Linked DNA regions of Mus musculus: region 2 is linked to region 1. The links are chromatin loops, found by intact Hi-C in ENCODE. Cell type or tissue: left cerebral cortex. All regions are shown on one strand. Each heading gives the region's core, and the rest is flanking DNA. Links, peaks and the distances in the headings are about the cores only.

Region 1 (15,810 bases), core at 2,983-10,982:
GTGGGATATTTTCTTAATTAGTGACTGATGAAAGAAGTGATTGACGTGGAAGGGCCCAGCTTTCCATGTGCGGTACCAACCCTGGACAGGTGGTCCTGGTGTGTTTAAGAAAATAAACTGAGTAAGCCAGGAAGACCAAGCCAGTAAGCAGAACTCCTCCACGGTCTCTGCTTCAGTTTCTGCCACCAAATTCCAGTCTTGGTTTCCCTCAGTGATGGACAGTAAATGGTAAGCCAAATAAACCCTTTTCTTCCCAAGCTGCTTTTGGTCATAGACCTTCCTCACAGCAGCAGAAAACCCAAGACACAAGCTGATTCAGATATAATTGCCCCAGATTCGGGACAAATAAGATTTTTCTATCTATATACAATTATATGTAAGCAGTGATGGCAAAAATCTAGTCAAGTCTTAATTGGATGGCCCACACTAAATTTAAGACATCAACCTTCAGCCGAAAGCAAGCCATCATCTCAGTACCATGGAAATCATTGTTTCAATACCTCTTAGGATGGATTAATTAAATAGTTCTTCAAGAGTCTAAGCTTTTGTCCGTTGTATTAAATCTTCAAGGGCTTCAGTATTCCCATTTCATAATGAGGTTAAATGTTTCCAGCCAGCATTTCTGCACTGCCTGGGGTGTCTTCTCCTTTCAATGAACTGGCTTCGCTGGAAATGTAATTGCCTCAAATTCAATTTGAGCAGGAATATCTTTTGCCAACGGCTTCTCAGGAAGGGAGATAAAGCAGTTGATGATTAGAAATGATATACTGTATTATAGTGTATTAATATAGTGTTAGAGTGAAATATTAGCTTCCTCTGTCAGCCCAAAAGAAGCTATATTGACATGAAGACATCCTATCTTAGGGATCTAGCTCTACCGACGAAAATTAATGAAAAGATACTGATAGCTTAAAATTTGTTTTCTAATTTCACTTTGAAAATCCAACTCAAATAACAAGGCCAATATCGAGGGCTTTGAGCTATTCTCACATAGTGAGATTCTCGTGGCAGGATTATTCTCTATACAACATGAACCACAATGAAGTTGGCCATGCCTTACTGGCCCACAATTTCAGAATAATTACTGACTTTTGGTGAGTAAGTCTGACAGCCTCAATGTGTGCCTGTGTTGGACAGCATCAGCCCTCTAAGATCATGACTGCTGTTCTGAGGTGCAAGGTGAGTTAAGGTAAATACGACCGATTTTATTATATATATGTAATAAAATTACTTTCTAGTTCAGAACATTGGTTAGGGTAATCAACTTATTCCTATTCTTTTTAGGAGATCTATTAATAGATTAGTGTGCGTGTGTGTGTGTGTGTGTGTGCGCGCGCGCGCGCGAGCACAGATGTGAGTGACGTATCTGTGGAGTTCAAAAGAGAGTTTCAGATCCCCTGGAGCTGGAGTTACAGGTGGTCCTCATTTGTGGCACATGGGTACTAGAACTGAAACTTGGCCCTTTGCGAGAGCGGCAAGTGCTTTTACTCAATAAGCCACCCATCCCTCCAAACCCCTATTCACTTCTTAATTAATCTGATGTTTAAACAAAACTGGATTTTTAGTCTTTCAGTTTTGCTCATGTCATTATGATATATAATTTGCATCTCTTGTAGACTCACAGATTATTAAAAAAAAAAAAAAGAAGACTGATGGTTGTTGGTAGAAGATGTAACACATACAGGTAAGATTTGCTTTTCTGGAAGCCAAACACATTGTGAAGTTATGATTTGATCTTTGATTAATGTGATGACACATTCTGCTATGATTATCTACAAACAGCTCTGATGAAGCCCCAGAGCCATTTTTTTTCACACTCTATGCCAAACACAACACTTATGGGCTTAAACATGCAATGGCTTTCCCTCAGTCCTCACGGCACCTTTCAGGTTCCCAGTTACTGACCTCCCCAGCTGGAGGTCTTCTTCCTGGTTCTCTTCCCTTGAGCTTCCTGATCCTCCATGGCCCTTGTTCTCCCTCCTTCAAACCCTCGCTTACACACTGGAATCTGCAGGGGACGCTAGCTGACACTTTCTAGGTGACCTTTAGCCTCTTCTCTTTCTTCAGCTCTTGGCTCTGATTCCTATTCCCAGACCTTCCTGGTCACAGTGTAATTTCTATTCTAACATGCATCTGAGTGACCATTACCTACACATCTCTGTCTTATTCTCTCCCTCACGTTTCCCAGGGTCCTTGTAGCTCCTTAGGCAATATTGGAAACACGAGTGCTTGTACCAGCCATTACTCCGTTACCTCAAGGTCTGTGTTACCAATGGCCTGGGTAAACCCAACTCACTTTTAACAGTAAATAATAGACTCTACTAACTAAAGCCACTGAAGATTACATTTTATTAGAAATATACACAGAATCCTAGTGAACACAAGAAACACCAACAATAACAACAAACACCTCCCTTTAAGACATCACAGAAATGAAAAAGCCTGGGAATTGAGAGACAGCTGTTGGGAGTTAGTATTTGGATTAAAAGTTATCTCCACAGCACGGGGCAAAACAAGGGAAAACAATAATCATCAAATAAAATGTTCCTTTTAAACATTTCATAGCATTTGGGTCTCTCTGTAAAATTTTAGGCACAGATATCTTTTGTGATAACGATTCCATTTTCTGTCGGATAGAAACAGCTCAAGAGTTGTCTAGCGCTCGAACCAATCATTGTCTTATGTAACCTCCCAACAACCACAGTAGGCAAAAAAAAAAAAAAAGATTAATCTAGATTTATTGGTGCATTTCATAAAGACTGGATAGCTTGTTCAAGGCAACACAGACACAGTGGCACAGCAGGGAGCCAGAGCACTGGCCCAGATCTACAAACACAGAGAACAGAAACCCTCCGCAGTGAGTTGTAAGACATATCCTACCTCCAAAACCAACTTCCCACTCGGAAGCTGGAGAACACTGAATGAAACAGAGTTTCAACAACTGTATCTCTTGTGACTCAGCATCTGGTGCAGACCTAGAGACTGTGTGACTCATACAATATCCAGAGAAGGTCATTTGCAAACATTTTGGGTTAATAGGTGGCCAGAGCTCTTCTGTTCTCTTTTGTGTGCGTATGGATGTACCTACAGGAATATATGTGTTCCATGTGGGTAGAGAATCATAGGAGGCCAGAAGAGGGCTCTCTCTCTCTCTCTCTCTCTCTCTCTCTCTCTCTCTCTCTCTTCTTTCCTTTTTTTTTTTTTTTTAAGATTTATTTATTTATACAAGTACTCTGTAGTTGTCAGACACACCAGAAGAGGGCATCAGATCCCATTACAGATGGTTATGTGCCACCATATGTTTGCTGGGAATTGAACTCAGGACCTCCAGAAGAGCAGCTGGTGCTCTTAAAATTGGAAAATCAGGCAGCCATTTGAGCAGCCCTGTGGGTACTAGGAACCAAACCCAGATCTTCTTCAAGCTCAACTGGTCCTCTTGACCGCTGAGACACTGCTCCAGCCCCAGTGGGAGTCCATTTGTTTTCTCAAAGTCTGGGAATGTAATTGGTGCTAAAGTGCTTGCCTGGCACTTGTGTGAAGCTCTAGTTTGATTCCCAGCACCAAGAATAAAGTGTGAAAGGGGGAGTAGAAAGGAAAGGGAAAGAAGTATGGGGTCTTTTGGGGATGTTACTGCCTGTCAGCCCCAGGTTATTTTCTGGTAGTACACTGGAGGATGCAACGATGTCCTATTGTTACTAGACAGTTAAAATGATCACTTGCTAAGTCATAAAGATGAGCAGAGTCACAATGAACCTTATTCCTGGTGACATGACTAGATGATTTAGTGTTGGGCTGCTGTTAACTTGTTAATATAAAAATTATCTAGCATGATCTTTTGGACCCCTTCGTCATCTTTCATTGTGGAATCTGAGGCTGTAATCCCTTACTTTGCTCTGTAAACCTGGCAGAACATCCCAGAACACTGGCTCCAGGGCCCGCTTGCTAGACTAACGGTGTCGGAAGGGAAGACCCAGCTACATGTGCAGCCTGATGTTTTAGCAGAAGCAGAAAGTGTGTGGGAACAGTTGTCCACACTCCCCATTCCCCCCCCCACACACACACACACTAAACACACACACACACACACTGCACTGCCTGGCTCAAATTCTTCACAGAGGTGGCCAGCTCACTGGAAAGTTGGTGTGGTGTAGCTACAGGTCTGTTCTCAGCAGCAGCAGTGAAGAAGGGGGTTGGAGATTCATACTATGGGACTCAGGGCTGGGCCTTTGATTTCAAAATGAAACACTTCCTTTCATAGGGTAGTTTTGGAAATAAGGGAATGGATCTGAGCTTGTCCTCTTTCTGTCCCCCAAGAGGAGAGCACCCTTCAGCCAAAGCCCTTTGAGATACCTCATAAGGGAAGTGGTCTAGGGGCTTCTCAGTGGGGCATGACTATGCCACTCTAACCTGCTATGGCAACCTAACCTGCTATGACACCCTAACCTGCTATGACACCCTAATCTGCTATGGCACCCTAACCTGCTATGGTGACCTAAACTGCTATGGCACCCTAACCTGCCACCTCTCTACAAAGGCTCCTTTCCTATCGCAATTGTCTTACGTTTTCTCTACTTTCTAACTTCATTTTATTGCAAATACAAACTACAGGCTGTGGATGGCTAAAGTTCCTTGGGTTCAGTGTTATTTTTGACTTTACTAAGAAGCTTTCTCGTCAGGCCTTTCCTTTGACAGACACTAGGCAGCGGGTGCTTTTCCCACACAACAGAAGCAACAGTGGCCATGGTGAGAAATGACCTCTCCAGAAAAAACAGGATTGATTACCTAAACACTTAAAGAAGAAGAGATATCAACAACAACTCCTCTTCCTCCTCCTTCTCCTCCTCCTCCTCCTTCCTAACTTTATTTATTTACATCCCAAGTGTTGCCCTCCCTCCCTGTTCCTCTTCACAGAATTCCACTCCCATCCTCCTCCCCTTCCCCTCTGAGAGGGTGCTCCTCTCATATTCCACCATCCTTGTGCATTCAGGCTCTATAGGATTAGGTACATCCTCTCCCACTGAGGCCAGACAGGGCAGGCCTCTGCTACATTTGTGCATGGGCCTTGGACCAGCCCATGTATGCTTTTTGGTTGGTGGCTTGACAGCAACTTCTTCTTGTGCTACATCCCTGTAAAGACATTTATATGAGGCTTGTATTCAATCCTGAAGATGCTCTTATCTTGAAATAATGTCCTCCTGAAATTCAACACTAAAGACCCATATAATGACCTTATTTTAATGTTGATATTGCACTCTGGGGGTATAAGTCATAGGAGCTTCCTAGCTACCTAATTCTGTGTCACCCACTTGCCCCTAAGTTGTTTTGTTTTAAAGTTAGGCTGTCAAAGAATAGTACATCCTACTCTGCATTTTCACAAAGTAATGAGAAGATTAAAATCACATACTGTAAGAGGCTTCAGGGTCTGGCATAAAGAGATTAGTCATTAGAATCAAGCAATTTAAGGCATTTGTGCTTCATCAGTGTAACCCTGGCCAAGTGATCTAACTGTACTGAACAGGGAGTCATCAAATCTACTGAAAGAGATTGCTGTGAGATTTCAGAAGGACAAAGTGCCAGCCAGTCAGTTCCAGAGTTGGCACTCAATAAACATTAGTACCATTCAAAACCACACGTCTTCATCAAATACAAAGCATGTTGCCTGTTTCCCAAAATAATATGAGCTTAATGAATAAATGAGCCATTGGCTGTCCTGTAAATGGTTGTGAGACAACACATCAAGGATAGGAAGTCAAAAGAAAGTGAAGTCATGGGGTAGGGCCCATCATCAGTGAACAAACAAGTGGGTTAGTTCAAAGCTAACTTGGAATTTTATCATTGAAGTCACCAATACAAAGGAAAAAATTGAGATAATTTAATCATTAGATAAATGAATCACCTGTCTAAAAAGGGGCATAATTTTATTATTATAACCAAAAAGAATTTATAAAAAGTAAGAAGGACTTTTTGTAATAATTTCTACCCTAAACTGAATGCAGAATTTTTAAATACATTATCAAATAAAATGAGATTTTTGAGTTTGGTATAACTATGGATCAGTCTCCATATGTAGTTGTCATATATCTTTTATTAAAATATAACAGATGTGAGTTTTCATTTCCCAGCTATATTTATAGTCTTAGAAGTGTTCATCCCACACAGAGATGTTTAGACCTTATGTATACTTTTAAATTTTACAGTTAGTGCAGGAGTCCATTCTATTCTCGATGTTTGAAACAGTTTAAGCTGTGACATCAATCACAAGTATGAGTGAACAAAGAAACAACATAAAGAAGATCATGCAAATTCCACCCAGGCAAGCACGCTGGCAAACGAGCGAACCATGGAAGGAAACCAGCGCTTTTGTTAGATAACTGCCAAGCTATAAATCCTCCTACTGTGCTTGATACCAGGCAAACAACAGGTTCACAGACATCCATGTATGTATATGCCATGAAGTAAGAAGCAACTTCCAACATGAGCCATTTCTTACCATTTGAGAGAAAGGAGAAAAATGAAAGATGGTGGAGACAAGAGAGGACCACTTAGGGAAGCAGGAAGGAACAGTTATCTAGGCAACACACTGCTGGCTAGCCAACAGACCACCACAAATTCCTCCATTGCAGAAACCATCCTCTGGGACCATGAAAATACTGGCCAAATGTCAAGGACAGCACAAAGCCCACTCTTGCCTACTGATGTCAGCTGCTATGCATCTCTACCTTTTGTGTCTTCCCTAGAGAATTGTTAAAACCTACTGTGAAATGCTGCAGCTTTTGGAATGGCTACTCTAACTGGACAGTTCACTGAGATGTGTTAGAATGGCTATTCTAATTATATAGGGGTTCATTGAGATGTGTAGACTTTGGGTCAGGTTCATTTTGGTGTGTGAATATTTTCTAATTTGAATTCATTTATAATAAAGTTTTAATTAAAATAGTCATACTTTAGGGTGTGTCTGGGTGGTCAAGCATGTATATGCCATATGTATGCACTTCTCATGAAGACCAGACAAGAGCTATGGATCCCCTAGGGCTGGAGCTATAGTTTTGAGCTGTTCATCATGGGTGCTGAGAACAAAACAATAGCTCTCTGCAAGAACAGTAAGCACCCACCATCTCTGCAACCCCAAAGTTACATGTTTAATAGTAAACTCAGTGCCTATTCATTGGGTGCTATTCTTTCCACCTACAGAAATGGAAGGCATAACAAAGATGAGTGCCCAAGCTCACGTAGACAGGGAGAAGAAGATTGAAGACCTTAATGATGGAAGACTTGAGACCTCTCATTCCAGAGCCCATGGTCTCCGTCACTCTTTTTGAGAAGTGATCATCATGTGCAGAGTGTCTACTGATTTATGATTCTCATCACTAGAATGTGTGACCAGTGAGACCATCTCACATGACCAAGCAGTCATCGCGAAAGGCACCAACTTACAAAGAGCCATCCGCACATACAGCTGTCATTCCCATCGAAAATGTGTCTTATTTATTCACTTTACTTTAAAAGTGACTTTTAGAGGCGGTATAAATATCTCATTTTGGGTAAGGAGCAACTACAGAATGGATTCAGAAACTCAGGTTTTCAGACGCTTATGAAACTTTAAAAGGATGCTCCAGAAATAACCCTTGGCCACAGTGCATTTCTGAAGCGTGAAGCTGCGCCCCCTTGTCAGGCCTCCCTAACCAAATCTGTGAAAAATCAAAGGACATAATTTTTTAGGATTTCTTCTGCCACGAGAGATACAGTGAGCTGCAGTGTGACTGTGGCTGTGATGTCCCAGTCTTCCATAGGCAGCAGCTGGCCCATGGTATAAAAAGCAAATTGGCGAATAAAATTCACACTCCTCAAAATGTGCGAACGTCCTGATTTTTTTTTTTTTCTCTTCAGCATCTCTTTCCTCTGAACCCAAACCAAGGAGGCAAGCACGAGTGTTTTAAAAAGTCCTTTTCAGTTTGAAATGCTGTCGATTTTCTTGGTAAAATATTGTGTTTATGGCAGTGAGTAGTGAGGGCTAGCATGTGTGCATATACACACACATCACACACACAAATACACTGCCCTTCCATATTATAGGACTAAGCTACAGGACAACAAGAAATCTATGCATTAACTAAGCAAAGACCTATTTTAAGCGTGAAGTTAGGAAATAAGATAGACACAAATTTGTTGCTGCATAAAGGGGTAGGTCTAGTGACATTATGGTTCTGAACTCAGTATGTATATAATGCATGTTATTTAGCATATGCTTAAAATTAAGATGAATCTACTTTGTATAAGACATTAATATAACATAAATAACCTTTCTTTACATATAATATGTCCATTAGATTAAGGCAAAAGAAGTGAATTTTATAAAACTCAGACTCCTCTTGAAGCAAGGTTCAGTTAAACAACAATATTTAGAATTACATCGAATGTCCTAAAAGTTTCTCAGGAAAGTTACACACTTTTGAGAATGTGAATTTGTAAGTGGAATTTCCTCTGTAATTTTTTTTTTTACATTTTAACATCTTTATAAGTAGCAATTATAATGTGGATATTATTGTTTAATATTTTTAAATGAACTCCTTTTTCAAAAGCATCACTATAGAAGATTTGAAGATTTATAGAAAAAAATTATAGGACAGTTGGGACAGATTTCTTTTGTCCCCCCAATTGATTGTGACCCCTGATCATGTTTTATATTGTCATTAGATACTGTGTTTGTATTTGAATGAACCAATGTTCCTTTGCAATCTTTTCCCTCATCTTTATTAAAATAGAATTGGCAAGTGATAAATGTATATAATTATGGTAGGCACTGTGCTGTCTTGATACTTACAACCATTGTATGCATTATGAATTGATAGCCAATCAAAATAATTAGCATATTCATCACTACAGCTACCTATCATCCCTACCTGTGGCAATTTTCAAGGAAACATGCTTTTTTTTTATATAGTCCATGTCCACTAACTAAGGGATGGTACTGCCCATGGTGGACTGAGCCCTTCTGCATCAATCAGCAATGAAAAAACATCCCCATAGACATGTCCAAAGACAATACTAATGGAGGTGATTCCTCAGTAGAGCTTCTCTTAGATCATTGCAGTGTGTTAAGTTGACAAAACTAACTGGCATACTCACTTGGACCAACAGCTCCTCACCACCCACCCAAATTTCTCCAAACCCATCACTGTACTATTTAATGAGTTCAGCTTTTTAGAATTCATGTATATGTCAAATCACACAGTTATTGTCTCCTAGTATCTGACTTACATCACTTTACTTAATACTCTCTTGGTAATCTACATTGTCACCAAGAGCAGGATTTGTTTATTGCTAAAGATGGAATAATTTTCAATTGTTAATATAAATCTCATTTTTAAATCTATTCATCTGTTGGCAGCAGGTTGATTCTGAACCTTGGAAATTGTCACTGTCAGAATGAACATACGTATAGCTATCTCTTTGACATGACATTCTGATTTTATTTACTATGCATATGTGTATATGTGTGTGTGTGTGTGTGTGTGTGTGTGTGTGTGTGTGTGTGTGTGCCCTAGGGGAATTGTTTGATATAGTTGGAGTCTCTATTCTATTTCATAACAGCCATTTTAAGTTAAATTCCTTCTCCACAGTGGACAAGTTTCTCTCCCTCTACAGTCTCCCTGGTACACATCCTTGTTTGATAACTGCCATCCTCACAGGGGCAAGGTGTATGTTGCTGAGGCTTGAATTTGGATTTCCTTGATAAGTTGTAGCACTGAGCAGATTTCCTTGTACCTCTTGGCTACTTGTGCATTTTCTTGAGAGAAAAGTCTGTTCAGTCACTATGTCCATTTATAAAATCAGTTTATTTTCATTGTAGAGTTTCTTATTCATTTTATTTATTAACCTCTAATTACATGTATTATTTGCAAGTATTTCCCCCTTTTTAGATTATCTCTTAACTTTGTTACAGTGCTTTGGGTATGTAGCAACTCAAAATTGATTAGTGACTTAAACTTAAGGCCTGAATTTGTAGAAGTACTAGAAAAAAATGAACAAATCTTGATGCATCATGATTAATTATAATCCATCCTTCATTCACATTTTCTTAGCCTTTCTCTGGATTCTAAGTACTCTTTAGCATAATCAGATCATATCTGCTGGACGATTCCATTTAACTAACACGTCTCTTTGAGTTCATTTTGGCTCTATATCTCAGACATTGCTTCTTTGGTTTTTTTGGTGACAACTGGCAGTTGTCGGAGCTCAGTTCAGATATTTGTGGAGTGGCCTTCCACTGGCGTGTATGCCTAATGTCTTCTTCATAATGCACAGTGTTTTAAGTGGGGGGAGGAGGACCGTAGGGGTGTAGAAGCATGTTTACAGTTCTTAGCCCAGGAAGTGCGCATTGTGGGGAGAGCTCACCAACACAGTAACTTAACTCTGCTCAAGCCAGCCTTGACATGTGGGAAGGTAGTGCTCCTCAGCCTTCTTGAGGGCACAGGAGATTTCTCTTCTTGACCCATGATATTCTCTCAGAAAAACTCACGGTGTGCAGCACATGCTTAAATGGTGGGGAGAAGATCAAAAACAGAAGATCCACAGGAAGCGCCTAGGAGTCTTCTGAGTGAAGGGCCATCGCTTTGTCTCTTCCCCGTCTGTTTGCTAGTCATAGACTCAGGGATACTTATTCCATCCTTTGGATCACAGTCCAAGATCACTGGACTTAGCGTGTTTCTCAATTTCTTCCAACATGGCCAAGGAGAGCTTCTTCAGGTGACACCTGTGTCCTTTGAAATATCTCATGTTGTGGGTTTACTGGTTTATTTCCTTCTAGCTGCTTACTTTACAGCATGACAATATTGTTTAGGGTCATCTGGTACATTTCTTGTTTCATGACCAGGACCAATCACTCTTCTAATGACACCTCCATCCCTGCTCCACTTTCATTCATGAATGATATTTTTAAAATGGGTTCTAGTTATCAGACACATTTGCTGCTGGTAACATGTCACTGCATCTATGCCTTTTCAACTGATAGAGAAAATATATGTGTGTATTCTAACCCTTGCATTTGCTCACATCTATAAATATTTCTGTACGTGCCATCTGTGCCTGCTCATAATTATATATGAGTTCATACCCAGTGCCTCTCACTTGAATTTAAACCAGTTGGATTATGTTTACCTCTGTCATGTTTATCTGTAAAACTTCACCCCAGCATTGAGGAACCTGCTGCCTGCATTTACTAACTATTCAGGTCCCTTAGACACGTGCAGTAGCATACAGATATCCCATCTGTATCCCAACGGCAGATAATTTATCATCTGTAGGTCACAATTATATACAGCTCCCTTTGTCTTCATTTTACTGACTTTATTCACTTTAAATCCCTTCACCGGTTCAAAATATTTGTGTCATAATTTGTTATTCAGTGAGATCACTTATACAGTGAGATTGTACCTTAAGATGAAACAGAAGCCAGCATATTACTCTATCTCATTTCATCGCAGGTGCCAGAATATTTAAAATGCAATTACATTTTGCCCCAGATTCTGAAGTACTTTCAGCTCCAAGCTTAATTAATTTCTATAATCAAAGAGTTTGTTCACAGTGTGCATTCACATATATGCATCTGTGAGCCATGCCTACCCATTACCATTCATGTAATCAAATCCTACATAAATGTAATGTTGTAATATTTCACATTGTAGTTTCTGAGACAATACACTATTTTTTAGTGAACAGGCATCAGAAAGAATAGGAGAATATATATTAGCCTAGCAGTGGTGACTCTGTCTCTAAGGATTTGAATTATTTCTCCTCTTACCTTTCCCACATTCTAACATAAAATCAAGGGAAATACTGCCTTGGGTACTCCATTTTCTATTATTGTTGGATCAATTCTAACTGAGGTCTGGACAGGTTAGTGCTGAGAACAGAGTGTGAAGCTAGGCTTTGCTTCTGTGGCTTAGATCTTTGACCTACAAAGATACAGCAGCATCTAGGACAAGGGTCACTTTTATGTACTGATTGAAGATAAGTGTCCCAGGACAATCACAAACTATTTCAAGTATGTCTTTAGTTCTGTACCCAGGGGTCAGAGGCTGGTGAATCTCTGAGTTCAAGGCCAGAAAGGTCTACACAGTGAGTTCCCCTTTTAAATAAACTAAAAGTAGCACAGAAGATAGAATGGCTGTTCTCAGGGACTGGGGTAAGGAAAAGATTGGGTAGACATGCTAACAGGTGTAAAACTTCAGTTAGAGAAGTCACACCAAGTACAACATAGTGATTGTAAGTAATTGTGTATTAGATACCTAAAAATGGCCTAGATAATAGGTCTTGCCGTTAAAAATGGGGAAATGGACTGGAGAGACAGCTTGAAGTTAAGAGTACCTACTGCTCTTGCAGAGAACCTGAGTTTGATTCTGAGCACCTACCCACCTATGGCTCACAACTATCTGTAACTCTAGTTCCAGGGGATCTGACACCCTTTTCTGTCCTCTAAGACCATGGTTCCCAGATGGTGTAGAGATGGACATGTGTACAAACAAACCATTCATTCACCTAAAATAAAATAATCCTAAAAAGTTTTCTATGGGAATTAGTCAACTTGACTAAACTATCAATAGTGGCTCAAATATATCATAGCCTATACACATCAAAATAACATGGTGATTATTACAACATTATATAATTTTTATCATGCTAAAAGTGATCTGTGGAAGCCTACTTGAAACCAATTGATGCTTAGAACTGTATGTGGGGTAAAACTGGGGACAATAATCAGACTGAAAGCATTTCTAATAAGTTCTTAATATTGATTTAAACTTTAACCCAAGCAAGGGGCAACTATAAATTAACACTAATGCAGTTTTATTTTTATATTAATTAAGAAATCAATAACTGATAACTTAATGTTTTCTTCAACACGGTATCCTTTTGATACACAGGGTCAGTCTATTCATATTGTATTTGGCATGCTGATAGTAAATAGATTTATGTTTTGGTGTTTTAATTTTGAAATCAGATTGATTGATAAAGATGGTATATTCTCACTCTTGTGTTTTCTTTACAGTGGTAAAATTCTGAGCCTGTATGAGCCAGCTAGCAACTGTCTCTTAGCTCAGTTACAATTTCCAGGGAAATCCACTTGTGTAAACCAAGGTTGTGTCTTCTATTTAGTGATCTGTAAGCACACAGCAGTAAAACATCCCTAAGTTGGGAAATGAGGGCTTTGCCATCAGCTTTCCCATAATGAGTAGTGTGCTCTAGGGAAAGCAAGTCTTTGTCTGAGATGCTCAAACTCCCTCAGAGCATTCAAGAAGCCAACTGTGCTCTCAAAACTTTATGAGCCCAGGTCTCAAAATATATGAGCACACTTCAGAGTCCTCGGGACTTGATTTCTCTGTCCCTTCCTCAGAACACAGAGCTGGCTCTGTGGAGCTCTGTGGGCTTGCTTAAGAGTATGTGGAGGGGGCAGGCGTCTGGGAGCGGATTCATGTATAATTTTCTGTGTAGCTTGAAACCTATCTCCTCGTGTTTCTTCAGTCCTCGCTTTGAATTCAATCTCATTGCTTTCATCACTTTCCATCTTAGCCACGCCCATACGATTTTGCCAAGACAACAGCCAGCCTGAGAAAATGAAACGCAACTCTTTGAGAGAGGAGGGCTTTGCTGTTTGGACTGCTGCTGCTGAGCCACCCGGCCACTGGACAGCCTGTGCATTTTTTCAGATGCCAATCTCTCTCATTGTTCCAAGTAAGGGTAGCAGCTTAAGAAACACTTGCATGGTTCCCAGACTTTCCTGAAGGGAAATGGAGGAGTGGAAGTGGGAGAGAGGGAAGGTGTGGGGAGGACTGGCCTCAGAGGAGGGAGGGGAAACCTCAGTTGGGGTATAATATATGAGAGAATTAAAAAAAGAAATAAAGAAAAGAAAGAGAAATAGAAATAAGGAAAGAAAAAAAGAAAGATAATAAAAATAAAAAAGAAACACAACATGTTCTATGAACTGGTCAATCTGTCCCCAAAGGCTAATGACCCCAAAGAGTAGATGTCTGTCTGGAAACACCACTCATACCACTTGCACTGTGAACATGCAGACATTTACATGGATCCAATAAAATATTATCTTCCAAGCCTTTGCCCATCTTATTTTTTTAAGGCTTCACATCTTCCAAACCAGCTTCCTCAGGTGTCTTGGTGACTCCTTTCTGATTGCTAATTTTAACAATTTAAATGAAAATGTATGCCCCCTACCTTAATTATCTATCACACCTTAAAAAAAGAGATTTATTTATTTTATGTATGTAAGTATACTGTCACTGTCTTGACACACCAGAAGAAGGCATCAGATCTCATTACAGATGGTTGTGAGCTACCATGTAGTTACTGGGAATTGAACTCAGGACCTCTGGAAGAGCAGTCAATGCTCTTAACCACTGAGCCATCTCTCCAGCTCCCCAGCACATTTTTATAAAAGCCCCTCCCTCAATGCAGCTGCTGGCAGGGCTTCTGTTATGTAGGAGTTGGGCATGGGGGGGTGGGGCTGCCCACATTAGAAAAGCTGAAGAATAATGTTTTCCTCCTATCCTTTCCTATCAGATACTGCTCAAAGCCTGGATGTGCTTTCCCTGCCACTGAGCTGTCTCACTGGCTCCCCAGAGACCAGCCTCCTCCTTCCACCATGTACCTGCTTGCCAGACTCCATTGTTAGACCTGCAGGCTTCCTTAGACCCTAACTGAAAAGGTGTGGCTTTCTGTCTCCTCCATCCACCGCCTTCAAGCATCTGCCAATATTTACAGCTCGTCTACCCTATTGTTTTCCTCTCAGATTTTAATAAACATTCTTTCATTAACAAGAGTAAGAACTAAAAGACTGAAACCCTACTTGCTCCAATAATATATTGCACCCAATATGAGGTCTCTAAATTCCCCAGTAACAATGATGATAAATTAAAATATTCTAATAGACTATGCTTGAAGTCATTCAATAAAAAGCATACCTATTAGCTCGTAAATAACCAAAGACTAGCTTTGGGGTGAAAAGAAGCCCACTTTATATCAACTGTTGAGTTTCATTTTTAGGGAGACTCCTAATAAATCCATTGATTTAACAAGTGATTGCAAATGCAGAAGCCAATTCAAGCAAGCAAGTGGTTACTATAAGCTTAGTAATGGCTCTAAAGTACTGTTAAAATATATCTTATAACTGAGTTAACACATACCGTCGTTAGATAATTTGGACTTATACATATTTGGTTCTTTAGCATCTTTATTACTGCTTAAATAATTAGAACTACCTAGCAAATGAGGAAAAACAATATTTCTTCATCAGCTTGAAATATCTCGAGGCATAAAATGCTGAAGAAAATAAACATGTGGAGCCGGGCGTGGTGGCTCACGCCTTTAATCCCAGCACTCGAGGCCAGTCTGGTCTACAGAGTGAGTTCCAGGACAGCCAGGGCTATACAGAGAAACCCTGTCTCGAAAAACCAAAAAAAAAAAAAAAAAAAAAAAAAAAGAAAAGAAAAGAAAGAAAGAAAGAAAGAAAGAAAGAAAGAAAGAAAGAAAATAAACGTGAATTGAATAACAGGTACATTATCTAGTGGGAATCTTACAACATGTGGTTTACTAATCTGATGGTAACTCCCCTGAGTACTGGGCAGAAATCACGGTCAGCAGTGAAAGTCTGGGAATGCTGGCTTTAATCTTAACACTGCTTCTAAATCATCAAACACCATGCAAGGCTGGAAGGTGGCAAAGTCATTATTTGGTTGCATCCTTTATGAGTCCCAATGCCTATTCCCACATCCTGCCACAGCATCTACCCACTGCGGC
Region 2 (15,810 bases), core at 5,284-13,283, 69 kb after region 1:
ATGCTGAAAATAATCACCATAAACAAACACGGGCACCATTAAACTCTGAGTTAGCAGCAAACACGCCGTGCATATGAGCAGTGTGGTGTGTTCCTGCAGTTCCCCATCTGTGTCCTGACAAACCTTAAAGTAGCCCAGGTGGAATCGTGCCGTTCGTTCCTTAGCTAGATTTTTTTTTAATCTCTATAATTCCATTGAAGCTGACTAATGAGCATTTCTGAGACATAGAATCATAAATTGTGATTTAGCTCAACAAATGATTTTTATTTTTCCCCCATTACCCTCCTTTCTCTCAGCATCTTAGTCGGTTTTAAGGCTCTTAGAGGCCGTAAAGTACAGAGGACAAATTTGAAAACAGAAGACAGAACAGTATTGTTATGCTAAGCAAATAACTACTGGAATAATGAAAAATAATGATTAATCTTGAAAGACAGTTCCCCCTCTGAGTTTTTTTCTTTATTATGATTAATTCAGTCTGGTACCAATATTCAGCTAGCCTCAGATCAACAAGTGTTTGCTGATGAGTAGATGACCCAGTTCCTTCTACAACCAACAAAACACTGTGTGCCGGGTATAGTCCCCACTCCCAACTTCCTGGCTCTTGCCCATAAAATCAGAGTCCTCACGCCCCATACACTCTTACCTGCTTCCCATCCAGAGTGTACAGGCGCTTCACCACACCGGAGTCCAGCTTGATAGCGTCGGTAATGTCAGTGAGAACCTGCTCGAAGGAGTGAGCCGTCTTCTTGTTCAGCAGGATTCTGACAGCCTTCCGTGGCTTCACCCCACTTCTGATGATGGTGACCAGCTTGGGTCGAATGAAATCCTTATTCTCCCGAACCTCCGAAGGCCCACCCTTGGCAGTGGCCAAAGAAGACACTGCGCGGGAGGCTGAGGTGGTCTTGACGTTCACTGACCAGTTGGGGTTCACATTCTTGGTGTACTCCAGCTTCTTAAAGGGCTCGATGGAGCCGCAGACATAGCTTTCACCTGAAGAAGAGAAAGAGGATTTCAAATTTACACCCATGGGAACCCATCCCCCCCCCCATGCAGTCATTTATTTCACATTTTCTACATAGAGGCAAGAATTGCCTATGCTTTTCAAATCAATGGAAGAATGATTGAGACTGAGTTAAAACAAAACCCACCATTTCTCACTTCTTATACAGACTGGCGTCTTGGGATGGGGAAAAAAGGAAAAACAAAAATATGTCTCTCCCTTTGGCTGCTGATAGAAATCCCAATAGACGTGAATCAGTTTCCGAAAGAAAAAGAACTGGAATTCAAAATTGACGTTATCTTTTGATACTTAGGGGCATTTAAATTTTAAGCAAACTTCAAAATTAGAAGCACATTCATTTGGTTCCTGAGATAATTTGAAAACTAAAAATGAATCAGTACACAGCTTCTTAAATAGGTAATATATACGTGTAATGAGAGTATACTATAAAGATTCTGTTTGACCAGATAAAATTATGAAAGGCAGCCAACATAATAACCCTTCTTTTCTGTTGTCTACATCATGCCGACCAAGCCATGCAAATAAGGAAGTCAGTTCAAACTTGCTGATTGGCAAAAACGAAGAGAATGACCAGCCTATAATCTGTAGTGTCACAAATGCACGGGAATATCACAAAATGTTTATTAATAAATGACTCGAGAGTGTGCTAATTAGACACTCGGTCTGAAAATATATAGATTATATGCAAAAGACCAGAACACAGGTGCTGAGAGGCAGCAAGTTATGAAATAACTGATTCTAAAAACATGTCTTAATCCCTTCTCTTGGATGTGTCAAGAATGACAAAATAAATAAATAAATAAATAAAAGTAACCAGCACAAATGTGTGCCAACATTTATTTTGCTGAGAGGTTTAAACACTTCTTTCAAACATGTACTTATGCTTCATAAGAAACCATAAAGCTTAAAAATATTAAACCCCTTACATTAGCAGAGTCTGACTTATTCCAGGGATATTTTCACCAGGATCAAAGTAAATATCACATATGTATGCATATATACATACAAATACATATACATATATGATGCTGTAACAGGGTAGTTTTCAAGGTTTGTTGAGGATCATGAATGAACATATCAGTGGGAAGATCTATGTGGCTCAAGACTGTGTTAGGTAAGCTTGTGACCTTGGACCAGTCCCTTAGATTCCATGTAATGGTTTACTCAATGAAATGTCACTTGAGTTCCTGTGGAGGTCAATTAGGAAGCCTGGAAATGCAGCCTGGTGAGAGAGCATGTTCCTAGCATATACATAGCCCACAGGCCTGGATTTGTTCTCTAGTACCTCCCCAATAGACAGTGGAGATGAAAGCATCTCAAATGTGCAGTTGCTCTACAAGTGGCCAGAGGCAGCTTTGCTCGCAACCATGCAGTACGCTTGAAAAGCCAATTTAAAACAGTAAGTCAGCCATACGGCAGACAAGCCATCTGATGCATGCTATCTACCTGCAATCCTCACCACAACCTGTGAGTCCAATCCTAGCACTCTTCTCTCTGAAGGGCACACTGAGATGTAATGACCTAGGTAGCTTGCTCAAGATCACATGACTAGTAAGGATAAAACCAAGATCCAAACAGTGATTGGTCTGACTCCAGAGCATGTGCTCTTATCCATGATTCCATGTATCTACATGTGCCTCTGAGATAGAAACCTGCTTGTGTCTGAGATCAAAAAGAAACTATCTTTGTTAGATGTTTGTTTTCCACCCTAACGCAAACAAGAGTTGTTTGGGAATGAGAAAATGCCTCCATCAGATTGGCCTATGAGCAAGTTTGTAGAGGGATTTTCTGATTGATATTGATATGAGAGGGCTCAGCGCACTGTGGGTGGTATCACCTCTGGGAAGGTGCTCCGGGTTATATTACAAAGCAAACTGAACAAGCCATAGGACCAAGCTAGTAAGCAGCACTCCTCTGTGGCTTCTGCTCTCAGTTCCTGCCTCCAGGTTCCTTCCTTGAGTTCCTGCCCTGATGTCCCTCCATGATGGACTACAAGATGTGAGCGGATATAAATCCTTTCCTCCCCAGTTTGCTTTTTATCATAGTGTTTATAACAGAAAAGCAATCCAGGACAGAAACAAATAGGGATTGCAGATAAGTTTAGAGAGATAAGGAAGTTTTGCTTTTATTCCCCATTGTTCAAATTTTTCTATAATGTGTACTATAGATGTATTTCTCTTTCAGTCCTAAATAAGGGTGAAATTATTACTCCACAGTATTGGAGTCTTGGAACTTTTCATGTAGCAAAAGAAAGGTGAGAAAACATTGAAGAAATGCCCCAAACAGAACTAACAAGGTTTGGTGTCATTTTGGCTTCAAAAGATAAGAGGGGGAGAAGACACAGGCGATATTAAATTAGATGCATCTTATTCCATTCAAGCTGTGATGGACCAGGTGGTTTACAAATACGGACCATTTCTTTTGGGGGTTTAGAAAGTGGACAGTCCCAGATTGAAACTCTGTGGACTCGGGAGACCCCTTCCTTGCAGATGGTACCATCCTCCTGTGTCTTCATGGGACAGGCTGGGCAAGACACTTCTCTTAGGCCTCTTTCACCTAGCATGTGCTCCTATGTGTGAATCCATCCTCAGGAGCCAGTCACCAAGGTTTCTGTCTTTTAACACCATCCCTTAAGTCAGTGGTTAAGTTCCAACATAGGACTTTTGGGAATTCATAAATATTAGTAAGCTAGCAGGTGGTGACACCATTCAGTAAAATCTGTCAACAGGAGAAGAGAAACAAATTCTAGACAGTGACGGAGAGGATTCCCCACTTGCCTTTGTGAGTCTGAAACACTGAGTGTTCATTTCAGCTGAGGGCACCCATGCAGTTAAGAGTGCAAAGGAGAGGGCTGACTTCAAGAGACAGGTCACTATTTAATAGTGGCCTAAATTAATGGGAGCTAGAAAGATCACAGAAAATGATCCAGAGACAGGAAAATGGAGGGATGGCAGCATATCTAAAGTGTGGCAGGCAAAATAGAAATTCATAACTCTTGTATCACAGCAATGATTACTGTAGATCTATTGATAAATGCCCAGACACATAGCAGCAGCCAAGGAGAGACAATACATCTACAAGAACTCAAGATCCTTCTACAACTCTCACTCGTTGCCAAAAGGAAGACAGTCACTTTGCAATAAAGAATCACCTCAAGTAGCCAACGCTGGGAAAGACTTGTGTCAGAACATTTCTCTGAAGTAAGATCCTCGGGAGGGTGTAAGCTTACTTCTGTGGAACCCCTGCATTCGAACCACTCAGTACCGAACTGAGCTTCAGATGGGCATTCTGCAAGCTACTAGAACAGCATTCAAGCTCTCAAGGACGGCCAGTGCTTGATAGACGTAACTGACATGGCAGCTGAAAATCCCCAGCCTCTGTGGGGAAACTGAGGGGACTCAGTTGCTGTGTCACTGTGTCCTGGTCCTCTGCATGCTGTGTTAGATTGTAGACCTTCCATTGCAGATGCTGGTCAAGGGGAGAACAAGACACCCATCTTGTGATACTTCCGTGAGACCAAGTTAATTTCCACATGAAATATTTGTAATTTACGCAAATGATTTGACTTTAAAAGTAAAATCTAGTCCTTAATTCATGTATTATGTCAGTATTCTTTCAATTAAAACGTTTTAATGAAAATACAGCAAGAAAGTAAGGAGAAATGACTTCCTGACCACAGAGCACACAGCACATAGAACCCAGCAGGCATGAAAATAAAGCCATAAGTTGAAAAACTGTCATATTTGATTACAGAATTTTTGTATAAATTTGCTTGATGGAAAACACAATCCACAAACTTAGTAGGTTACGATGAATATAGAAAAAAAAACTTATTCATTAAAACAAAGGAATGATACTTTAAAAAACTAGATCCTATGTCGATAAAGATGCCGCCAATGTGGCAGAAAAAGACATAAGGTACAAAGCAAAAAGCGTAGGAAAATATATAAATGACCCTTAAACACATGAAATGATGGAAACTAAAACCACAATAGGATGGAAGTGTTCTCTTGATGGGTTGGCAAATGGAAACCTGTATGAAAGCATTGTTTCCTTGAAGATGGCAGGGGTATAAACTGGAACCATCATGATGACCTGGAATTCTCCAATACTCTTCTACCTTCACCCAACCACTTCCTATGCATAGCCTCCTGAAAATAACCTCCACCACGAATAGACAACAAATCCAAGTGTGCTCACTGCAAGCCTATTTGTAACAGCAAGGGGTGGCACACATCCTGCAACCTCATCAAGAGCAGGCTGGTTAAACGAATTAAGGTATATTCCTATGAGGAGTGCCCTGGAGTAAACAGAAAGGACATACTTTGGCCTGGATTTACTCATAGGAAAGGGCCTCTAAGGTAATAATGTTACACGGACAGCAAGCTGCAGAACCAGACACATACAGAGTTACCATTCCGGGTTGATTACATGTAGATTGTAATATTTTGGCAACACCAAGGAACAACTTCCCTCTGGGGCTTTTATGGAAAGCCTGGTTTAGAGCTTTACAGACATTAATTTTTAAACTTTTGACGTGTCAGAGACAGAGAGAGCACCAGTGAAAGTAAATGAGCTACAGAAAGAGAAGAAGCGACACCAAGTTAGAAAGAAATCCATGCTGAGAATCAGGCAAGCGGAAGCCAAGACAGACGAGAAATCACTTAACTGTGGGGTGAAATTCAGTTCATTGGACAGAGCCTTTCTATAGCTCTGGAGTTAGGCAACTTCTGAAGAGACCAATGCGAGGCCAAGACACAAGTGGGAAGGGAGGAAGAGGCGGATTCCACTGCTTCTAACAGAGCTGACCTGACAAGCACCCCCATTCACTGATATCCTGGGACTAGGTATCTGTGTCATTTGTACCCCGAGAAGACCTGCCTCACAGATACGAAGGCAGGGGAGGACTCAGCCAGTCATTGCTCAGGATCCTGCTACATCTCTAAGAGCTTGAAGGATCTGGGTGTGGTACTGTAATTTCTCCACAACAGCTGCATCCCTAAAGTAGAACTGAAATGGCTCAAAACTGGAGAAGGAGACCACACCCCAGGTGAGCCACTGCAGAGACACAGTTACAGTACAGCTGTCCTTAGTAAGCATCATGATTTATGAAAACCTGCCAAGACCATATTGAAAGCAAATCCTTGGGAATTTCACCTTCAATACACTCTTAAGTACACATGTGTTAGCATGACCATATGTATACATGCCGATACAGACATATATTCACTTGTTTGCACAAATACACACTCGCTTGTTACATAATTTGAGCTCAGAACTGCTCTATCAGGGTGCCTCAAGCATGCTTATGCATAATGATCAGAGTCTAATAATAAAACAGAAAGTGCCCGTAGCATTTATAAATAAAGCCCACATTTGTCATAGTTACTTGGAATTTTTAGCCCGAGATCAAGTGAGAAAGAACAAACTTTAAAAAAATAATTGCAAGCCAAACACACTTGTCATTGCATTGACTAAAGAGGTTTAAATTAAAACTCCAACACTGTCATACTGGGAGGGGAAATGGAAAGCTGATATCATGAACTGATGTTAGCATAAATTAGTATGTAAAGTGAAGGATATGTGTCTAATGAGGACGAAGCAACATCTTGCATTTTAAAGGGATAAGCAAAAATGTAATAGACAAGAAAGCCAATATCAATGAATTTCCAGCTATTTAAACACTAAGTGCAGCTGCATGCTAATTGTCCATATTATGAAATAGAAAAAAAAAGTTTTAACTGGAAATTTAAAAAAAAAGTGTAGACTCACACATGCACCAAAGATATCATTCAACTAGGGAAAAAAGTGTATTAAAAAGAAAAAGTTAAAACAATTTCAAACATGAGAATATTCCACCAGCAATCACTTTATGTTGGGGGGGTAGCAGTATTGAGAGAAAATCAAAAGATGACTTTAAGAGCTGTAAAATTAGCTCTCAAATTAGATGCTCTTCCAGAGGACCCAAGTTCAGTTTCCAGCACCCACATGGTGTCTCACACCATTTCTCACTCCAGTTTCGGGGTATCCAACACCCACTTTTGGCCTCCGCAGGCATTGAACACGTGGTACACACACACATACATGCAAACAAAACATTCATACCTATAAAATAAATATTTTTAAGAGATGACTGTGTTTCTGAGATCAGCAGTTTCCACTTTTAGAATTAAGTGAATAATAAATACAATTGTAAAAACAAACAAAAAAACCCAAAACATTGCTTTTTAAGAAATAGTAGAGCAAAAATATTTCATTAAGATTCACTACCAGGTGTGGAAATAGTGGTTTCTAGATAACTTTGTGTTACAATGTCTGCTTTCCCAGCAGAGAGACAACAGATTGAAACAAGCACAAAAGTGCCATTTGTAGGAGCTAAATTCACAGCATAAGCATCTTAGCCCTGCCTTACTGGGTTCAAATGCTACCTCTACTGCTTCCTGCTTTGTGATTTTTGCCCTCCCAGGATCACTGAGAAGGATCACACTCAAGAGGTCTCTGAGGGCTGAACACTCTCAGTAACCTCAGCCGTCATAACTGTCTTCGACCAAGCCAACAATAGCTCGGAGAAGGCATCGTGTTATGGTAAAATGAACATGAGATCGAGGATCGGTGGTGCTGAGCAGCCATAGCTAGGAAGGCAGTACCACCATCAGCTTCTCACCATGGCCAATGATCAATGGGAATGGCGAGAGCAGATCAATTTTGAGTGGAAAAAGCAGATGTAGCCTTCCCTTCAAGATGCCACCCAAGTGACTCTAGGATAGAATGAGGCATCAATCTCCAGGTATCTGAGGACATGCTGTGATCTGAGCACGTCTTTTCTACAACACCATTATCCCACACAGGATGCCTTGTTCACTGGTCAGATTACCTGACTCATCTGATCTTGCTACAGAGCCCTTGGAAAATGCCACCAAATGTTTTACTTCCCCTTGTATTTACCAAGGTCGTATAAAGGACGTGGCACAAAAAAAAAAAAATCAAAGTTGACACAAAGAGGCTTCATGTCACTCTTTCTCTTTAATTTGCTGGAAGTACCGACCTCTGAATAGAAGGAAAAGAGCCAAGGCTACAGGCATCTTGGCAGGGCGACAGGCCACCAAAGAGATGTGAATTCCCGAAAAGCAAACACACACAGCTCAGGCTGCTTGGCACCAGCTACAGTCCAGTCCTACTGTGTCTGGACTGGCACTCCTGCCAAGGGACCAGAGGACAGCATGGGGTGGGGGAAATCACACACAAGCTCCAGCCAGCTATAGAGGAAGACAGGGGGGTTCTGCCTGTGTGCAGCCCTGCGACTGCAAACCTGGACTCCAATTCAATAGGTAGCAGGATAGGATGCTCCCTGCTACAAGCCCAGGACACAGCTGGATAGTGGGGCCTAGCCAAATCCTGCAGGAAGAGAGATGAACTCAGAGTGACATTAGGCTGTATGCATTCTGATGGCTGTGCCACCTACTTTGTCCTTGCCTTCAAGGCTCAAGTTCAGGAAGACTTTTTCCAACAGAAGCTCAGGGGTGCTCAGTACCAGTCATTGCACCCAAAGTCATTAACATAGTTATGATTCCTGTGGCAGTGGAAGACTTCATGCTGTGTTCAAAGGATGACGAGCCAAGGCAAACATGAACAAGAGGCGGGCAATGTATCATTTACAAGGAACCAAGCCTTGTCCCTGGAACAAAACTATGCTGGTTTCATGTTAAATGTCCACAACAGATTATCTGTTAGCATGAACTGAATTTTAAAATAATACGAACAGACTAATTTCTTCCTGTTCTTGAATGCCCCAGGAAGACAATAACCCTCCCAAGAGGCACCCAGTGGGAAGCCTTGTCAGATGACCCTGTTTTTGGTTTAGTGGTCACCACTTACCTAACATATAGCCATAGACACATTATTTGAGTTTTCTGGTCTCAGGTACCTAGTAATAAAATGAATGAATAATTCCCTCTCTACTCTAAAATTAATTTCACATCCTTGGTTCAGGACCTTTTGAACATCATGGTCCAAAAGCTCAGTTGATGCCTAGAAACACCCCTGAATGCTGACCTATACAACTGAAGACACAAAAGGACATGGGTTCGAGAAAGCAAACAGTCCGCTCGGGATTTGATATCTTTTCTTTCTGCCTGCTATTATTAAGGGCTACTGGCTAAATACCATTCACTTTCTTTTCATTTTTTAACAGAACAGGAGATTTAAGCATGTTAAACAGTAAAGGCTCCCAGCCATGGGCTAAAAGACAAGTGACCCTTAGTGACCCTTAGTTGCTAGCAGGGTCCCCAGAGGTTCTCTAAGGCTTACCTTCCACCAGCTGGTCCAGGCTGGAGATCTTCTTGAGTCCATCGATGGTGTAGATGGTTCTCACCCCCTGGGGCAAATTCACATTATCCGAGAGAGTTCGGGTCAAATCAGCCAGCAGGGCCTCGAAAGATCTGAAGCGGTCTGGGGAGATGGCATACACAATTCCTTTGAAGTAGCGGTCACCATTTCTGTAGAATCGAACCTTCTTGGCTTTCTTCTCGGAGCTGAGTGTCTGCAGGGTGCGGGTGCGGTAGAAGCTGCAGTGGGCGCTGTGTGTGGGGCTGGGCAGGCCATTCACACGGGACCCCCTGCTGTACCTCTGCGCCTTGTCCCGCTCATCAAAATGCTCCAACTCCATATCTCTGCCGAACGACATGGCTGGCTTGCTTATGGAACCTGCAAGCACCAGAAAGAGATACAGACCGGTTACGTGAAGATCGTGGGTTGAGAGACTCTGAGAGCAGCTGAGTTTAAACACTGGTGATGTATTTGGGTTGTGGAGTGGGAGAGAATGAGGAGGAGGAGAAGAAGAAGAAAGGAATGGAAAAAACACATCTCATTGGTAACAGCCTATTACTCAACCAGAGTTTGGTTATATGCAACAACCCCCACTATTGCCTGCCTATCATCCCTCAGGCTGCAGTCACATCCTCTCAAGGTGTCACCCTCCCTATTTATAGGTCGAGAAACCGATGCCTGGAATATTTTCTCTTAAATTTCCCAAAGTAATATAGTTGAGAGATATTTCAACAGAAAACACTCTCTCCCACCCCCACGCTCTAGTTTTGCCTGACTATAATGCTCACTGTGAACTGTGCCCATGTAGTGTGCCAATCCCAGAAGCAGGTTTTAAAAAAAGAAGAGCTTTCATGTACTAAGCAGGGGGTGGAAGGGAAGTGGGGGATCAGATTGTAGAAGCTATAATACGTGTGCATTTCTAAGACCAGGCGGAAAGGAAATTAAACCAATCCAGAGGTTCTATGCACTTAAACATGTATCCCATATGCTAAAATGTGATTTCATCTCAACCCTTTGCTTGTGCTTAGTAATAAAATGGGATAAAAAGAGAAGATGACAAAAAGATGGTCAGAAGAGAGAGAGAGAAGGTAAGATGTAAAAAGAAAGGGAAAGGAGATAGAAGAGGGGGGAAATGTGGTTAAGGGCAGGAAGACACCATTCAGGCTGATGAACACACTTGGCCTCATACCAATTGTATAACCTGAGAAATCTACCTGGTTGGCACCTGTAAGACTCAGTTGCAAACAGGAGTAGGAATAGTATCTACTTCATTATTCATATTCACTGTTAACACCTATAAATCTTGCATATGATGAGTAGTGATTTATTGATGGAAAACACGCCTTCTATTCCTGACCTTGGTACAGAGATTACCAGGGGAAACAAAACCATCTACTACCTGTTTGAAAGGCAGGCATCTGCTTATTGGATAAATCCACTCTTGCTAGAAGCGAAGTGATAAAGAATTGTCATCCTTGAAGGAATATCTGTGTTTCAACACAACAATCTAGAAAGTCGGAAAGCCTACATCATAAGAATACGTCTTACATGACAAGATTTCAGGCACACTGAAATAGGCTATACGTGAGGTAGAACTCCGAAGGAAGAACAAAAGCTCCTGCTACTTCCCAAGTCACTGATGTGAAGTTCAACCCAAACTCAACAAAACTTCTGCTTCTTCTTGTGACTTTTCCTTCACCTTCAGCAAACTGGCCCCTGAGCCGCTCAGAGAGAGTAAAGTTTACTTCTCAGTTGAAACGTCCATTTAATTTAAAATGTGTATAAACAGAGCATTATGGGCCATCCTCGGCCACAAATACTAAGTTCAAGGCTAACCTGGGCTACATGAGACCCTGTCTCAAAAAGCTCTAATTTAATACTTAATCGTTAATTATCTAAAACTTGTAATAAGAAAATTCACAGTGAAATCATAGTGAGAGAATTTGTAGAAATCATTCCAAAAAATGAATCAAGTAAAAGAAAGCAATATTGATGACTTGACGATTCAATGACCAGTTAGTTCTCTGAGAGAAGAGACATAAACAGAACCCTCTTCTAAAACTCACACAGCTCCAACAAGGCGTGTAGTCTCATCAAAGCTAGGTCTGGGAAACAGGGTTGACCCAGAGTGTCCCAGTTACAAATGAGGAGTTGGATTTTCAAGTTCTTTTAATCGGGATTCCAAAGTCGGTGCTCTTGGTCTCCAGCCCCATGACACTAGGTTCTGTTCCCATGGGAAGCATGGACTTTGAAGCCACCACACCTGCCTAGGCTTTCTCCTGGACATCTCTCTTCTGTTGTTAACTCCACTGAGAGGAATTAAAACCCTTAGTGTGAGTTAGGAGTATCTTCACTTCAAGCAGAAAAGCCATCTCTCGTGCCTCATAAACAAGCCATTGTCACCTAATTCTGCATCTTTATAAAAGCTATACCAGCCATGGAGTGGTTTTGTTGGGTTTGTAAGTAAATAACTTCAAAATAGTCACCACTGGGACCAGTCCCATTGGTATTAGCTGCATAACAGAACCCAAATTCTGCTTTGATATTGGTATCTGCTCCTACTTTGTTCATATATTTGTTAAGCAGTCAGTCTTCAAAAAGGCATGTGGGTTGATCGAGGAAGGGGATGGAGGAGATTGCAAAGCTATGCCCACACACTAAGCTCACCAGAACTTTAATGGTAAATGCCAAGGTGACTTTTGGTTGCATTTGTTTTCTTTTTAAAGGCACTGGCCATCCTTCCATTCCTAGGGGCTTCCTCCAAAGTTGACTTATGCAAAAAGGAAATAAGGAGGAACCTAGCAAAAGAGTGACACTGTTATGTGACCAGAAATGGCAGACATCAACTTCCAAGGGTCTTCAGTGGTTCACAATTGGCAAAATCCAAAAAAAAAAAAAAAAAAAGTTTTGGCAGCAATTCAAACTGGGAATGCTTTTAGGATCAAGATTCCACACTAAATGATAGAAAATCTATTTAAAACAGAAGGTTTTGCTCATTTTAGTAACAGGTTCACCCAGGGCAGGCATTACATTCCCTGCTCCCCACCCATGAGCAGGCAGTGATGGGACCAGCATGGCAGAGCTATGCTCGAAGTGAAATAACTGCCAACCCCACAGCTTCCACTAACTGAAAGCCAAGGCCCGCTGCGCACACTTCAGTCTTCTGGGAATCATGTGTGGAATGAAAACAGGTGCCCTCCCCTCGCCTCTGCTGGCTCGGCTTTCAGAGTCTTAGTCACACATGTGAACTAAGAACTCTAGAAGAAAATTCTCCGGGCTCCCACAGGTTCACACTTCCTATACAGGAAGCTAGCTAGAACACACTTGGCCAGCATTTGCAGAGCATGGGAGGATAGAAGTCTCTGGATACAAATGTGGGCACCAAGAAGGTGCTCAGAGCCCTCAGCCACAGAGACTACAAACTGTGGGTGGGGAAGAGCATGGACTTTTATCATACTCTACAAATATTACAAAGCCAGAGAAGCAGTGTTGCTCGTTGTGGGGTTTCTCACCATTCTAAGGAATATTATATTCACCTTTCTGTGAATGAGCTCCCATTTCATCAATTTTAGAAACACACACACACACACACACACACACACACACACACACACACACACACACGTCTAGCATAAATCCACGCCATCACACATGGAAATCCCAAAGCATATTTTAGCAGTTGGATTAGGATTCAGGTGGATAGAGAGGTATGGAATAAAAGACATGCATGTGTTTCTCCGGAGTGCACGCACCACCCAAGCCAGCACATCACAGGATGTGGGAACATCTTTTAAATGTTCTTACATATAACCTCTCTTGAAATCCCTCCTAACCTGCATTCATGAAACATTCCATACCTAAAACGCTGCCCTACTTTCCTTTCCCATTGAAAGGCGATATATTTAGGAACAGTCATGACACGGTCGTTCCCCACCCCCCCCCCGCCCCCTTCGGAACACCCTGCAGTGTGGCAGCTGAGCGCGCGTGCACAGTAACCTGGGCACACATTCACAGGTGCAGTCAGAGAGGGAGCCCTGTTTGAATGAAATCTTCTTGTTACTTCTCTCACCCACAAGGATTTCCTTGCCAAATCCAGTGGCGATGCCTCAGAAACCTGATTTTCAAAAGCAGCCTCTTTTGTGGGGCAATGCGGCGCTGTGTGTGCGCTCCCCCTAGGAGGAAAATGTCTTTTCCTCTCTGCATGCTTTTAGCACTGCAGGTACTAATTCGTACACAAGGCTTCCTGGCTGTCCCCAGAGGAACTTGAGACCATGCAAAAAGGTACTTGCAACGCCTACACTGCAGCCCCCATCACCAGGCACATGCCACCCTCCTGGGCACTCGGGAAAGCATGCACACAATAAGAGGCCAGGCCCAGCCACTCCTTCCTTGCCCACTTGGTCCTAGCTCCACAGTCAATCCTGACAATGACAAGCGCCTCTCCCAGCTCCTCCGCGGCTCTCTATCTCCAACAACAAGGGGATGGAAAGCCTTGGAGGGCCCAACCCGCCAGACTCCCTATTTAAAGCCGGTGGCACCAGACAAAAGAGGCAGGAGCCAGCAACCCTGGGGCCGCGGGCACACAACGCTTCCTGGCCGGACCAAACTAGCCAGCCCAGAGCAGCCGTCTTTCGAGGAACGGCGGGCGGGGCGGCTGCTGCCCAGTGGGGTCCATCCTGGCCAGGGCTTCCAGGGCTGCGGTCAGACGGCACCACGGGGCCTGCCCGCACCTTCCCCAGCCCAGGCAAAGCACGCACCGGTCGCGGGTGGAGGCTGGGTTGTCTGTGGCCGGCTGCTGGAGCTGTCCTCGCCGGGCTGGGCGCGGCTGGGGCTGCGGAGCACGAGCGTCTGGAAGCTGCGACCGCTAGTGCACTGATGCGCTGGAGCTGGTCCTCATTGAAATGCGGTTCTCCGCTCAGCCTCACTCCAGCCTCTCTCCCGAGGAGGGCGGTGGCGCGCAAGCTTTTCTTGTGTCTCACTCGCTCACATGCCCTCCCTTCTCCCTCCTTCTCCTGCTCCGCCCTCCGCCCTCCTTGGCAGGGCGCGCCCACCGTGGCTGAGTCCAGGGTCCTCCCTCCTCTAGCCAGGCTTCTGGTTGCAATGGTCTTGGTAATCTGGATTGCCTGGACACCCCTCCGCTCCCAAGCCTCCCCAGTCGCTAGAAGGACTTGCCAGAGGATGGGGGCAGATTGGTTGGTGGCTCAGGGAACTGAGAAAGAATATCGATAGAGATGAATCTGAAGCAGGTCATGTGCTGGGCAGAGAAGTGGTCCAGTATTGAGGTCGCCTTCATCAAAGGAGACCAGAGGAACTCACCCACCTACCCACACACCCCTACATCTTTTCATTTGGCATTGTGGTTTGACACGCCCTTCCCAGGAATAGGGAAGCCAGTAGGATTGCCCCTCAAAACTGCTTTTTCTGAACTGTCCTGGGAGACCAGATCTGGACCCTTCAAACTAAGCAATGTAAAGTAATCCTCAGTCTCCCTACTTGGGGAGGGCCACGTTCCACTCGTCATTCGCGATTGACCCCAAGACATGAGTCACTGTTGAGATGGTGGCCTCCTGCTTAGGGCTTTATTTCACAATAAGCTTTTGATAACTTAAGGCCACACTTAGACTGCTCTTGGAGGCCTCTTGGCTGCAAGACTGGCAGTCTGTCAGGGTGGAAAGTCCCATAAGCTTACACAAGCCTTCCCTCCCCGAACAAGAATGTTCTCAGAACCCAGATGTTCACAGCTTCCACTGGATACAATTCTGGGGACTGGGACCCCATCCCAGGTATCTCTGAAACATTTGCATGGCTCAGTATGCAGCCTAAATATATATATTTAAAAGTCATTAGACAATACATAGACACATGCCAATATATGTATTTGTTTGTCTTACTGACTCTGGGCTGCTCAATAAAAAACACAAAATTAATTTTTTCTGCCCACTGGGTCCAGTTATGTATTTTACTATTTATTGTTACTAAAAGTTATTCTGAAATTCTCCTGAAGTATTCTGTTCATGCTGATTACCCTTTGTTAGAAAATGCAGCCAACTGGGATATGTATTACATATTCAATAAATGATGAGATATCTACTTCTGAGCTACTCAAGAGGCCAGAGATGAGTGTAGAATGCACTCACCAAATTAACTAGATGCAAAGTCCCACGCTCTGCTTCTTCAAATTCTAGTGCAAAAGTAAGGCTCAGAGCTAAGCCAAGAGATGGACACCAAACAAGTCTGTTTCATTGAGACCAGAAATCAAGACCTCCACTTATCTTGCCAGTGAGAAGTCCCCAGTGATTTCTTCCAAGTGTGTGACTAATAGAGATCCTACCTCGAACCTCCCCCCAGTGGACATGCTGTCAAGGTCATTTCATTTTATAAATGACTTATTTATCTCAATTTTATGTGTATGAATGTTTGCCTACATGTATGTATGCATAGCACATGTGTGCAGTGCTCCTGGA

What was found. Hi-C counts contacts between places; a loop is a spot of excess contacts. Peaks named below come from ENCODE experiments on the same cell type or tissue, not always from the same donor. Only the 100,000 strongest peaks of a DNase experiment are listed, where the experiment ranks them.
Region 2: a loop joins it to region 1, with 9 times the contacts of the local background. A loop is called at or near these places in 5 of 42 quality-filtered maps.

The regions. Positions count from the first base shown.
Region 1 is chr3:55,307,954-55,323,763 of GRCm38, reverse strand. The region is part of intron 3 of Dclk1 (doublecortin-like kinase 1); the gene reads right to left. Among named protein-coding and RNA genes, the nearest start is that of Gm25132, 11 kb to the right of the region's middle. In left cerebral cortex, for the core only: a CTCF peak has its summit at 3,283 (motif pointing right); DNase peaks (open chromatin) are centred at 6,360 and 7,719; H3K27ac peaks cover 2,574 bases.
Region 2 is chr3:55,241,045-55,256,854 of GRCm38, reverse strand. It overlaps Dclk1 (doublecortin-like kinase 1), which reads right to left and starts at 14,491. Exons shown (of 17, transcript NM_001195538.2): 1 at 14,104-14,491; 2 at 9,329-9,724; 3 at 644-990. The coding sequence starts at 9,704. In left cerebral cortex, for the core only: no CTCF peak of the experiment used is centred there; DNase peaks (open chromatin) are centred at 8,143, 9,845, 10,075 and 12,620; H3K4me3 peaks cover 5,639 bases; H3K27ac peaks cover 3,708 bases.